Linked DNA regions of Mus musculus: region 2 is linked to region 1. The links are chromatin loops, found by intact Hi-C in ENCODE. Cell type or tissue: gastrocnemius. All regions are shown on one strand.

Region 1 (2,500 bases):
AGACAGGGTTTCTCTGTGTAGCCCTGGCTGTCCTGGAACTCACTCTGTAGAACAGGCTGGCCTTGAACTCAGAAATCCACCTGCCTCAAGTGCTGGGATTAAAGGCATGCGCCACCACTACCCAGCAACACTGTCCCTTTAATCTTACTTACAACTAATAAATAACTCTTCAAGCATTTAAAATTAAATATTTAATTCGTTTGTCACTGAGCACATCACTTACCACTTTGGAAGGCAGTTTCTGAAAAAGTTCACTGATGAGCCGTCCTGATGGATTTGTGGCTACAACTATGGCTTCAAGAAGCTGCTCCAGGATCTCCTTCAGATAACCTGGAGAAGACTAGACGGCAAAGAGGTGAAGAAAGAAAAGCAAATCCATAAATAAGTGCCAACTATTAAATAGTTTTTAAGATTATAGCGCTAACTCAAAAGAACAACTACTTAGCAGTATTTATCCTAAGTTCAAGTTTCAAGAGCACCTTGATTGTTAACTGAGAACTACATTAATTTAGTGAAGCTCTTGTAGTATTTCTGTAATTAAATCTCTTAGATCAGGTTCTATAATGAATCTTAATTTTGTAATAAATACTATAAAATATCATATATGTAAATGTAGAAATCTATATCCCTTTGGGATCTGAGCAACTGAGCCATATATAAATACTTATGTATGTATATGTGCATGCACACACACACTTCGCTATATCAATTCTTTTTTTTTTTTTTTTTTTTTAGATTTATTTATTGATTATATATAAGTACACTGTAGCTGTCTTCAGACACTCCAGAAGAGGGAGTCAGATCTCGTTAGGGATGGTTGTGAGCCACCATGTGGTTGCTGGGATTTGAACTCTGGACCTTCGGAAGAGCAGTCGGGTGCTCTTACCCACTGAGCCATCTCACCAGCCCATATCAATTCTTCATAGCTCTTCAAATTAAATAAAAACTAAATAGAGATTAAGTACACTCATATACAACATTTCTGTTCTTCAGACCTAGCAACTTGAGTTTAGTCGCACCTAGTTAAGTCACTATTCTGATACACAGAATTATGTGCCCCAAACAGTACTTGATCAAAGAAGCCCCATGTCTGTAGAAATCTCTACACTGAGTAACAAGATTGTCTCAAACTAATATTTATAGTAAATAGTACTTCACTTTCAACTCATACTTCTGTGCAAAAGAAAGTAAGATTAACGGTTACTTAGGACTTGAATTACATATGCCCTGGTATTTCCACATTTATTTAATGACGTCTCAAGCTGTAAAGCCCACGCTTCTTCCCAGCCCAGCCCCAGTGCTGAGAGACATTCACAGGCAACACTGATTAGGATGCACGAACACATTTATTCCAGGAGTTGATAAACTATAAGAAAGTTATTCTTAAGTTTCAAGATTAGACATTTAGCTCAGTTGGTAATGTGTCTGCCTAAATACAAGAAGCCCTAAGTTTGATCCCAAGGACCCCATACACTGTACTTGTAAGATTTAGAGGCAGTGAAGGGGGGCAAGATATGATAATAGGAGGCTGAAGATAATCAAAATATGTTATGTAAATCGATGCTAGTAAGAATGAGAAATATTTTATTTAAACTAGAAGTCAGGCAGTGATGGTCTGTATATGAGTGGCACTATTAGGAGGTGTAGCCTTGTTGGAATAGGTGTGTCATTGTGAGCATGGGCTTTAATACCCTCGCCCTAGCTGCCAGGAAGTCAGTATTCTGCTAGCAGCTTTAAGATAAAGATGTAGAACTCTCAGCTCCTCCTGAACCATGCCTGCCTGGATGCTGCCATTTTCCCACCTTGATGAAAATGGATTGAACCTCTGAACCTATAAGCTAGACCCAATTAAATGTTATCCTTGTAAGAGTTGCCTTAGTCATGGTGTCTGTTCACAGTAGTAAAACCCTAAGACACAGTCTATATAAGACAATTTAAATCATATGATAATATATCCTAGAGGGTTTTAAAAACTATCTTTGAAAAATCATATATACATAGACGTACAATAAAGTAAAATATTCTATATTCTTTTTTTAATTCATTTTTTTAAAATTATTTTTATTTTATGTACATTGATGTTTTCTGCCTTCAAGTATGTCTGTGCGAAGGCTTTAGATCTTGGAGTTACAGTTGTAGCCCACTATGTAGGTGCAGGGAACTGAGTCTGGAAGTAGTCAGTACTCTTAACCTCTTAAGCCATCCCACTAGCTCCTAAATAATCTATATTCTAACTAAGATTTTATAGCAAAGCAAAATAAAATATAAAAATTTTATCTTAAATAAAAACTAGGTGCTTGAAAGTGCCTTCCTCTTTGGAAAAAAAAGGCTTGCAGCTATAAAAGAATCTTAAGAGACATAAATATGAATATGTAAGATGTCTCTATTTTTCATCAATTATGCAAATGAAATAAATGGATAAAGATAGGCAAGCCCTGTGTTGGGAAGAGTTTCAGCAGGAAAGGTTGAGAAATGAGAGAAGGTAATGGGGACAACCTAA
Region 2 (2,500 bases), 330 kb before region 1:
AATTCAAATCTGTCCTCTTGGTCTTACTCTACAACTACCCAAGGTCAAGTCACCAGCATTTCTCAAATAAAACTGCCTCATTTGGGGCTGTAATAAATGCTTAGAAGAAACCAATGCTCTTAAAAAGACAAAATCAGACCATGTCATTTTACCTCTGTTCCCTTTTTGATGCTTTATAAACCTTGGCACATTTTAGAAATTAAGTTCTGATGATTATGTACAAAAGTATATAAGCCTAAATTTTAAGAGTTTCAAAATTAAAACGTTTTACATATACATCAACCTAAATACCCAGTATGCTTTGCTGGGTTTTGTTAGTCTACCAGCATAATTATAATTGATTTCTGCATGCCATCTACATAAGCCTTTCCTCTCCAGCTCAGTGTCTGAGAATGCGGCAGCATGTGCTCAGCAGGGCTTACCTGGGTAGTAAACCTTCTTGCCATCAGTCTTGTACACAACCATTGTGATAAACTCACGGTTATTTGCGAAGTCATCCTAAAATCACAGAGAATCCACAGTGGTTAGGAAAACGGACTCAAGATGTTCTCTATTCTAAGTGTTTAGAAAACTAATTTTCAAGAGCACCTCAGCTATTTAGTTCTACAGAAGCCATATTTTTCTGAATAAATGACTACTATGTAAATGATTAAGATTATAATTAGCCTTTCTACAATCAAAACTAATGACCTACTTTTCAAATCTCTTCCAGAATATAGTAATCTTAGTAAGTTTTAAAGAATGTATCAACCTTCATGTTCTCATTGAAAAGCAAGCTCCTCCTTTAGAGAATCTGAATAAGACTTCAGTATCTAATTATAAAATAAGGAAATTTACCCTGGGACCAAATAAAGCCCTCTCCAATCCACTGGACCAGTAAAAAAATAAAAATAAGACAAAATCTAAAATATAAATAAAATAAAATCTACCTAATGATACTCATTTACTTGAGAAAACATTTTCAGAGCACTTATATAAATGGAAATGAATAGTGATAAAATTATGGACCTAACAGTTAATTATATTTGAAAGAATTTCTGAATTGTGGGTGTGTTATTAGAAGGATATCTGTACCTTGTCTGTTATGTGTCTACTAAGCAAAACCCAAACTGCAGCACCCCCTTGTGGACACTGCACCTCCAATTTGTACTGGGGGTTGTTGGCCAGGCTATAAGCATCTTTCACAGGTCCTTGTTTAGCATCCCAAGTACTAAAAATAAACAAAAAGACATCAATGGTTAAATTTCTCATGCAGGTAAACATTTTAAAAATAAATATTTTTGATATTTTTTAATTTTAGAAGTATGAATGTTTGGCCTATGTATGTTTGCTTGGTGCCTACAGAGTTCAGAAGAGGGCATCAGATCCCCCAGAATTATTTGCACATGGCTGCCAGTCACTTTGTGGGTGCTGGGAACTGAACCTGGGTTCTCTGCAGGAACAAGAACTTTTAACTGTTCAGCCATCTCTCCTGTTCATGGCTAACCTTTTAAATACTACTTTAGATAGTGATGTGTTTCAAATGCAATTAAGCTATCAGGATTGTTTATTTATTATTTATTATTATTGATTGATTGATTGAGATAGGGCTTCTCTGTGTAGCCCTGGCTGTTCTAAAACTCACTCTGTAGACCAAATTGACCCTGAACCCAGAAATCTGCCTGCCTCTGCCTCCCAAGAGCTGCGATTAAAGGCGTGCACATAACAGCTATCAGGATTTTTGTTTTATCCTTTAAAAAGTTTTTGGTGTAATAAAGTAGTAAAAAAAAAAATGGCTACTGGCAATGACCAAAAGAGGGGTTGATGATCCTCCTGATTTGGTCACTATTTGAGAATTGTGATGTGGGGAACAGGCACTGCAAAGGCAGCTTGTGGTTAAGAGCATGTACTGCTGCTGCAGATAGATAACCACAGCTCAGTTCCCAGCACCCACCCTGGGCGGCTTACAATTGTCTATAACTCCAGCTCCAGAGCACCCAACGCCCTCTTCTAGTCTCCCAGACACCTGTACTCATGGACAAAGCCCCATTCCTATCTCCACATAATTTTTAAAAAATTTTAAATCTTTCAAATGTAGAGAATATTATAAAGCATAGTCTAAAATGTATAAAAACTTACCTGTGAATGCAAGTTGATTCTTTAAAAAGAGCTGGATTCCAACTCAAATAAACTACATCATAATACTGGCAAAGATCATCCCAGGAAATCCAAAATATTCCTAAAAATTAAATGTCTTTGTTAATCTAAAAGGAATTAGCAATAAACAACTTAAGCAAGCTGGAAGAAGTTCAATGGTTAAGAGTACCTGGCTACTCTTCAAAGGGCCCAGATTCTCTCCCAGCACCCACATGATGACTAGCAATGTTTTCTAATTTAAGTTTTAGGGATCCACCTCTAAGGGCACCAAGAACACACAGAGTGCAAGATATGCATGTAGGCAAACACCTATATACATCAAATAAAATAAAAATAAAATAAAAGAGGCTGTTGAGACTGTCTA

What was found. A loop is a pair of places that touch in the nucleus more often than their neighbours do. Peaks named below come from ENCODE experiments on the same cell type or tissue, not always from the same donor. Only the 100,000 strongest peaks of a DNase experiment are listed, where the experiment ranks them.
Region 2: it touches region 1 in a loop (2.5-fold over the local background); 3 of 42 quality-filtered maps call a loop at or near these places.

What each region holds. Positions count from the first base shown.
Region 1 is chr14:31,033,783-31,036,282 of GRCm38, reverse strand. It overlaps Pbrm1 (polybromo 1), which reads right to left. Exons shown (of 33, transcript NM_001081251.1): 7 at 224-340. Among named protein-coding and RNA genes, the nearest start is that of Pbrm1, 16 kb to the right of the region's middle. In gastrocnemius, no CTCF peak of the experiment used is centred here; no DNase peak of the experiment used is centred here.
Region 2 is chr14:31,364,166-31,366,665 of GRCm38, reverse strand. It overlaps Capn7 (calpain 7), which reads right to left. Exons shown (of 21, transcript NM_009796.3): 14 at 2,119-2,218; 15 at 1,075-1,210; 16 at 423-498. Among named protein-coding and RNA genes, the nearest start is that of Capn7, 29 kb to the right of the region's middle. In gastrocnemius, no CTCF peak of the experiment used is centred here; a DNase peak (open chromatin) is centred at 1,120.